2 separate regions of the Homo sapiens genome follow, and region 2 is linked to region 1. Evidence: read pairs that join two places in POLR2A ChIA-PET (ENCODE). Cell type or tissue: endothelial cell of umbilical vein. All regions are shown on one strand. Each heading gives the region's core, and the rest is flanking DNA. Links, peaks and the distances in the headings are about the cores only.

Region 1 (4,400 bases), core at 207-4,206:
ATTTGAAGTGAGGTTCTTGTAGATGGCATGTAGTTGGGTTATGTTTTATTTTCTTTAAACTGCCATCTCTATTCTTTACATCAAAGGTAAATTGATAGACCATGTACTTTTAAAGTAATTCTTGATGTGTTAGAGCTTAATTCTGCCATTTTATTATTTGTTTTCTGTTTGTTTCCTGTTTCCCTGTTCTAGTCTTCCCATGGGATACTTGATCACTTTTAAAATTCCATCTTGTTTAATTTATACTGTATTTGAGTATATCACTTTACATAGCTCTCTCGGTGGTTGCTGTAGGTATTACAGTATATATCTATAACTTAGCCTATTGCTATCAACATTTAACTCCTTGCAGTGGAGCATTGAAAACTTACTTTCATTTAGGTCTTTATCCTCTCTACTTTTTAGGTATAATTCTTTCAAATATTTATTTTTTTATATTGAGCATTCCAACATATGCTATTACAATTTTTGCTTTAATCATCAAATATGATTTCAGAAATTCATAAGAAGAAGGCAAGTCTATTATATTTATCTTTAGTTTTACTCATTCCATGGTTCTTACTTTCCTCTCAAGTTCTTGGCCTTCTTCTGTTATCATTTCCTTTCTATCTGGAAAAATTACTTCAGCTATTCTTTAGTGGTAGGCGTGCTAGTGACAAATTCTCTTTGTTTTCTTTGGTCTGAGGGCGTTTTCATTTATTTCCCCTTCCTTTCTGAAGAATATTTTCTTTGAATATAGAATGTGCAGTTGACGTTTTCTTTCAGACTTGCAAATTGTCACGTCACCTCCTCTGGCCTCTGTGATTTTGGATGATTTCTGTTGTTATTTGGGTTGGTGTTCCCCTGCAGGAAACGTTTCATTTCTTACTGATTGTTTTTAAGATTGCTTTCTTTGTTAAAAAGTCAGGAAACAACAGGTGCTGGAGAGGATGTGGAGAAATAGGAACACTTTTACACTGTTGGTGGGACTGTAAACTAGTTCAACCATTGTGGAAGTCAGTGTGGCGATTCCTCGGGGATCTAGAACTAGAAATACCATTTGACCCAGCCATCCCATTACTGGGTATATGCCCAAAGAATTATAAATCATGCTGCTATAAAGACATATGCACACGTGTGTTTATTGCGGCACTATTCACAATAGCAAAGACTTGGAACCAACCCAAATGTCCAACAATGATAGACTGGATTAAGAAAATGTGGCACATATACACCATGGAGTACTATGCAGCCATAAAAAATGATGAGTTCATGTCCTTTGTAGGGACATGGATGAAGCTGGAAACCATCATTGTCAGCAAACTATCGCAAGGACAAAAAACCAAACACCGCGTGTTCTCACTCATAGGTGGGAATTGAACAATGAGAACACATGGACACAGGAAGGGGAACATCACACACTGGGGCCTGTTGTGGGGTGGGGGGAGGGGGGAGGGATAGCATTAGGAGATATACCTAATGTTAAATGACGAGTTAATGGGTGCAGCACACCAACATGGCACATGTATACATATGTAACAAACCTGCATGTTGTGCACATGTACCCTAAAACTTAAAGTATAATAAAAAAAAAGAAAAAAAAACAAAATAAAAAAAAAGATTGCTTTCTTTGCCTTTTGCTTTTGGAAGTTTGATTATGATGTGTCTTGGTAGGGACTGCTTTGGATTTATTTAACTTGGAGTTCACTCAGATTTTCTTGAATCTGAAGACTTATGTCTTTCACCAAATTTGGGATGTTTTCAGCTGTTATTTCTCTAAATTCTTTTTTCAGCTTCTTATGATGTCTTTTCTCCTTGTATGACTCCAGTGAAATGAACGCTAGAACTTTTGTTATTTCAAGGCTTCCTGAGACTCTATTTTTTTCAGCCCATGTGTCTCTGTTCAGATTGAGTCATTTCTATTTACCGTTCTTATCTTCATCATCTCCTTCTTCCATTGAGCTAATTCAACAAGATTTTTTTTTTTTACTTGGGTGGTTGTATTTTACTTGAATTTAACAGAAAAAAATGACTAAAGTAAAAGTGAAGTCAATGCTAATCTTTTTTTTTTCTTTTTTTTTTTTGAGACAGAGTCTTGCTGTGTCACCCAGATCAGAATGTAGTGGCGCAATCCCAGCTCCCTGCAATTTCTGCCTCTGGGTTCAAGCAATTCTCGTGCCTCAGCCTCCCAAGTAGCTGAGATTAGAGGCGTGTGCCACCACGCCCCACTAATTTTTGTGTTTCTGGTAGAGACAGGGTTTTGCCATGCTGCCCAGGCTGGTCTGGAACTTTTGGGCTCAAGCAATCCAACTGCCTTGGCCTCCCAAAGTGCTGGGATGACAGGTGTGAGCCACCACGCCCAGACTAAATATAATTTTCCTATAAAATTTTTGAAAGGGTTTTTATAGTATAGACCTAACATTTTAATTAATTTTTATTCTTATATTTTTCATTTTGATAGGATAACATTTTTTTGAGATCTGAAATGTCCTTGGAGGTCCTTATGGCTTTGTGGCCCTAGACACTGCCTGTTGTGTACTGCCCAGTGGCTCCAGACCTCTTTTCTTTGGTGGGAGCGGATCTGGCACCTGGATGGGCCTTGCCAACATTTTCTTTCCCTTTTTGTTGACCATCGTCTCCTTCTGAAGTTTACAGCCTGACCTGTTTCTGTGTCTGGTTACTCCAGGTGACTTGTGCTTTTTCTGTTGTCTTTAGGTGTTAAGAGAGGTAGAACTTGTTATTAGGCTTCATTTTGTCATCTTTAACCCAAAGTCTTACAATTTTTATAAAAGTAAAAGCCATCATTGTTGGTCCTTTGTCAGTGACAGCTATCTAAACAAAGACATTAGCAGCTTTTTAGATATTTAAGGAAGTGTCTGTCATTCTTTGGTTGTCATTTCTTCAGGAAACATGTTTTCCTAAACTACTCCAAATTAAATTAAATTAATCCTACAGTTGGTCTAATTTAATTTCAGTTACTTTTTTTTTTCTTTTCTGAGACAGGGTCTCATTCTGTCACCCAGGCTGAAGTGTAGGGGTGCAATCATAGCTTACTGCAGCCTCAAACTTCTAGGCTCAAGAGATGCTGCCACCTCAGCCTCCCAAGTAGCTGGGACTACAGGTGTGCGCCACCATGCCTGACTAATTGAAAATTTTTTTTGGAGAAGTGGGGCCTCACTATGTTGCCCAAGCTGGTCTCAAATACTTGAGCTCAAGTGATCCTCTTACCTTGGCCTCCCAAAGTGCTAGAATTATGAGCCACCACGCCTGGCCCAATTAGTTGCTTTTTAAATAGCTCAAAAGGTTTTTCATCCTTTTAACCAAAGTTGCGCAAACCTAAAGCATTATTCCTTTTGGTCATTGAGTAGATGAAGGGATGAATATAGTTCAGTTTGCTTATTACTAAAATATGTTAGTAATAACACCTTTTATTCAGATCACTGCATGTTGGCTCCTTCTCATTTTCCATTTTCATGATAAACACACCCAAAGCTCAGCTCACTGTATTTACTTTCTTTTCATGATACTGGTTCCTAAGTTTTTTTTCTGTTTGCTTCATCGTATTTTGAACAATTTTCTATTAAATTAGGATACTTTAAAAGTTTGTCTTTCCAATTGTCTTATTTAGACAAACTCTATAAAGTTATTTGTTCTGCCTGATATTTTTGATGTTTGATGATGTTAATAATGTATTATTTTCAAAGCAATTTGTGGTTTCTACACTGATATTGGAAAAAGAATAAAGTGATGAAGTTAACAGGTGTTTTTAAAAATGTGAATAACAGGAAAATTTGTTTTGTTTTGTTTTGTCTTTGAAGTCTGTCACAGGCTAGATTTGAAGGTTTATGAAGGATGGGGCAAAATTATCTGGGGAAAGTTGCATCCTATGACCTCAGGCTGACTTCAAGTAAGAGAGAATGGATTTGATAAAGGCATTGTCATTCTTGGAGTATTTGCATCTTGGCAGAGGAACCTGGAGAGGGAGCATAGAAGAATTGTTTAAGATGCTGGATCCCTGTAACCTCCATTTACATTTTGTTGGGCCATTGTCATTTGGGGGAACATATGAAAAAGAAAAGATCATTATGATGCTACAATAATGCACATCACATAGAATTGCAATGATTTGTTGGTTGTTCATTCCAGGCCAAGAACTGTGAGTTTCTCCAGCCAAAGGTCTTGTATTTATTGATCTTTCTGTCCCACAGCCCTAAAACAGTGGTTGGCCCATGGACAGTTTAATAAATGTTTGCTGAATAATATGTAGCATATCTAAAACCTTTTCCATGGCCTTGTATCTGGAGATTAAAATTTTCCAGCACTTGTACATAAAAGATGTTTATGCATAACTATAGGGAAGACATTGTAATTTCTGAAGAGGAGGAACCAAACCTACAAGGTTATTGTAGCATTGATTATAA
Region 2 (4,400 bases), core at 234-4,233, 1.2 Mb before region 1:
AGTCAGTGTTCCTTTCAAAATATTAGCCTTGCAATTGCAGCTTGGAATTAAAAGGAGAGAGATCAATATTAGGGGGAGAACTAGGGACAGGAGAGCCAATGAAAAGATTATTATGATAATTTATTTGATAAAATAAAATTAAAACGACAGAAATGACAAACCTGAAATTAGAAGCCATATTAATAAGTACTATATGAACAACAGCAAAAACAAAGATCAAGACAATAATAGCCCACATTTATGATCAATCCCTATGTCCAAGCACAAAGTTAGAATTTTGATTAATTACTTGGGGTTCTTGCCACACAAAGTCGTTACTCCCAAGTTTATAGGTGAGGAAATTGAAACTCAGAGAGATTAGCTATGTCAAAGAAGCTCTGCTAGAATCTATATTGGGATGCTAAATTAGACGGCAAGTATGTTTGACCCACTGGCATAGAGTTCTACATGGTAGGTGGCAGAACCCACATTTAGAAGCTTTCTCAAATGCCGCTTCTCCTTTGAACACAAGTGGGTAGTTAGAATATCCAACAGCAGTGTAATAATTCCAAACAAGAACCTCTGCAGCCTGGCGCTTTTTGCAGGATAATTTCCATCCTTTTGTAACTAATGGATTATAGCAGGCTGTGATGGTTTCTAGCTGTTGACCCCAAAAGGCTGAAGTTCAATATAAATATTAACAGGAGAAATGCTCAAAAATAGATCTGCCTAAATCCCTTTTTGAACTAGTCAAAGATTTACCATAATTGATAAAAGAAAAAAGCCTCTTCATTAAATGATAAACTGGCAACACCGTCTTATGTATGATTCTTTTGTTTTTAAGTACACTGAGCATGAAAGATATGCAAGGTGCTGAACTAGGAGCAGTGAGAGATAAATGGTGAAAAAGACACTATCCTTAATCTCACAGATGCTGCGGTGAGAGAAACAGACGTGAAGGAAACTAGTATTTAGCATTGCTCAAGGAAAGTGTTTTGAGAACACAGAAACAAAGAATAATCAACTCAGGAAAAGGAAAATCTTGAAAGATGGGTAGAATTTTGTAAATAAAAAGGTCAGGGAAATTCTACATCCAGATTCGGGAAACAGCATGAGCGTCCATGGTGGATTCCAGGGAGAGCAGATAGTCTGGCAAATTGAGAGAGGTGGCCGAAGACGAGAGTGAAAAAGGAGAATGGAGTCAGGTCATGGGGTGGCCTTGAGGTCACACTAAATTGTTAGAAGTTGACCTCTCAGACAGCAGAGGCCCCCCATACTTTGGCTAGGTATTAGGAAGAGTCCTCAGGCAACAATATAAATGACAGTGAAGAGAGGTAGGAAAGTTAGGTTAGAACACCCACCGGAGTTCTCAAAGGCAAACTCAGTCTCATCACCGGTTGGCCCATAGGATACTGTTTTGTGGGTTAATTCTGCAAATATCACAGCACTCTAGAAAATACTAGATTAAAGGATAACTGGTGGCTATGAAGACTATTAACTAGCTGCTCATCCTTTTGTCTTTTTTTTTTTTTAACTCTCTGGGCAGTGGAATATCCCAAGTATTCAATAAAAACATGCAAAAGTTGTCCCAGCACAGCTTAAGATCAAATTTATGGTGTTTCCACTCCCCAAACACCCAAACATCATCAAAAAAAAGCCAATACTGAAAGAAAATAAGAAACAAGAGGTAGGTTAAGAAACCCTGGATCTTTTTCATACTAAGCTTCTTTTATTGTTAACTTCACTTGGAAGTTGAAACAACGAAAGGCTAATTTATTAGACCCTTGAAAGCACTTCCTGCTGTTCAACAGTACAGAAATCGGCATGCCGAGTAGAGGAGGAAATAACTTGGAATGTCAGGTGCTGATCAGTAGATGCCAAAAACACTGAGAAGGGTTGCTTCTTAGTTATCTGTTCTTAATGTACATGGCACACCAAGAAAAGTTTGAAGTAAGCAAAGTGATTGAAAATATGTAGCTGCCACGTGGCTGGAGCCCATGGATTAATATACTGAGGTTCCTCTTCCTTATTCCCTTATGAGCCCAGGACCTTGACGTTCACTGAAGAAAGGTCAGCGTGCTGCCCTGTGTCTATGAATTACTTTCTTTCCTCAACTCCACAGAGATAGTGGAACTAGAAAGATGCCTGCTTTAAAAAAGAAACATTACAAAACTTCAAAAGCTGTTACATTTCCAAGCATGGATAAGACACACTCCCTACCTCAAGCCCCCAAATTCTGTATGCCTTAACAAATACTGGAAATTACTCTAAGGAAATGAATAGAATAAGACTCAGACTACTGCTTGGAGCAATCAGCATCTCTGCTCTTTCTGGCTATTTGAGTGCACTGGTACGGGCTGTCCTTTCTTCTCCCAACTTCCCTTAGAGCCTCTGAATTATTTTCTCACGAACCTCATGGAAATAGATTGCTCTGTTAAATACATTGCTTAGGTTTTAGCACATTAAAACATACCCTGTTCTATATGATCCATGATGCAAGCTAAATTGGTGCTCCTTCTCCAAAGACATAAAACTGTTTTCAAAGTTCTTAAGGGAGACAGAGTGAAACAGTCCTTGTCTCTGTGTTTTCAGCGAAGTTGCCACCATGCTACCAGCAAGAAGCCATCTGTGTTATGTCAGGTGCTTGCCTCTATGGCCAGAGTTGTGCCCCAAATACGATATGCTTTTAGTGGCTGTGGGATTTATTTTATTTTATTTTTTTTTAATGGTTATTGATTTATTACAATTTTATAAATTAATTTACTAATTTACAAATAACTTTCTGAGCTCTTACATGTGCAGGCACTGTGCTAGGCCTGTTACAAACTCTGGAGAACTGAGTTATCCCCATATACAGATGCAGATACTGAGGCCCTTTGGGGTTGGGTGACAGCTCAGATCGGCTGTGGGATTTATTAATTTCTCAGATGTTTGCCTTCTTCCCACTGTGATGACATGAATACAGCTCTGGCGCATTTTAGCTACAAAACAAAATAAAATTATACTGAATCTTAGAAAACTGTTTATTTTCCTGGGCACTTTGGGTAGGCTTTTGGGTGACATTAAAAGTGTTAAAAGCTCATGCTGCTGGTTAGTAGGCACTTAATATCAACAATATTATCAGTGATTCAGCCTTTAATTAAGAAAAAAGAGTCAACATTCTTAGCCAGAGTATGGGTGTGAAGGAGGAGGTTCCTTATGGGCTCTTCAAACAAGACTCTTTCAACAAGTTTCTCAAAATTCTGTCTCAGAATAACTAATAATCTATTCCCAATAATTTTTTTTATCACCAATCAGATGCCAGACACAGATTCATTGTAGAGTACCATTCTGCAAAGCCTGAAGTGATATTCACAGTTTTCACACTTCTGAAAATATCCAAAAAGGCAATGTAGCTGCTTCGTGTTAAACTACATTAGAATAAATTGCAGAGACTGTTTTCCAAATAATGCCACTTTTTAAATTAAATGCCCACATGAATGATAATAATTTAGAATTAACATAATTTATCATAGCTAATTAGAACTGAAGAATCATTTTGCGATCCAAAGAATTAGAAACTCTTTTTGTCTTACCAGAATTTCACAGATGTTTTTCATATTTTTTAAACAAAATTTGGAAAGTAACCCATATGTCCCTGACACTGTTCTCTGGAAAGATAGATAAAGCTTATACGTGATCATAGCCGTTTCATCATCCTGTCTGGACCCAGTGACATAATATGATCTCTTTTTTGTTTATTTTTGTGGGTAGTTCTGAAGCACTGTTTGTTCCAAACATCTCTTACAGAATTCACGACCTTTTAACAGGTATTAATGGTGTTTATATAGTGACTTGGAGCTTAAGTGATTGTTTTGGCTGAAATCTAAAGAACTTCTCATTTTTTTTCTTCCTTGACTACATTTTGCTACATATTGAGAAGGTTGTTTTGGAAAAAAATGTATATATGTGCACTCTCACATGATAATTCTCTCTAAATTATTTGGAAGTTGAGCAACACAGGGCCTAATTATACGGAACCAAAGTCTGTAATTCCTAAGAGGAAGACCTCAGCTCTCTGGAGCAGTGCCACTCCTCATGTGATTGATTTCGTCTTCTAAGACAGCTTTTGTTTTCCCTTCTTTCCAATGCGTGCAAAACATAAGCCACTTGACTATGCAGAAAGATCTGGGTATTTTCTTCTTCCACTTTACAGTAAAATATTTGACTTTGAAACTGTGCCCAAGGGTTCATCTTCCGGCTATACCAAAAAAGTTATTTCTCCATTATGCTTGGTTTCCAAAATTCCAACTGAATGTGACGAAAAGGAGGGGCTCTGACTTTCTTGGGCTGCTCCAGGAAGTTTGCCTGCAGAAGCTTCAGGGGCTCCAGTTCTGCTACCAGTTCTGTCATTTGCTTAGGAAGGTAGGGCAAAGACCCAG

What was found. ChIA-PET counts read pairs that join two places held together with the same protein. Peaks named below come from ENCODE experiments on the same cell type or tissue, not always from the same donor. Only the 100,000 strongest peaks of a DNase experiment are listed, where the experiment ranks them.
Region 2: POLR2A ChIA-PET joins it to region 1 with 5 read pairs; 1 of 35 experiments calls an interaction of 5 or more read pairs at or near these places.

What each region holds. Positions count from the first base shown.
Region 1 is chr4:184,571,384-184,575,783 of GRCh38, reverse strand. No RefSeq gene overlaps it. Among named protein-coding and RNA genes, the nearest start is that of LINC02427, 36 kb to the right of the region's middle. In endothelial cell of umbilical vein, for the core only: no CTCF peak of the experiment used is centred there; DNase peaks (open chromatin) are centred at 703 and 1,863; H3K27ac peaks cover 1,757 bases.
Region 2 is chr4:185,721,443-185,725,842 of GRCh38, reverse strand. The region is part of intron 3 of SORBS2 (sorbin and SH3 domain containing 2); the gene reads left to right. Among named protein-coding and RNA genes, the nearest start is that of SORBS2, 89 kb to the left of the region's middle. In endothelial cell of umbilical vein, for the core only: no CTCF peak of the experiment used is centred there; a DNase peak (open chromatin) is centred at 1,882.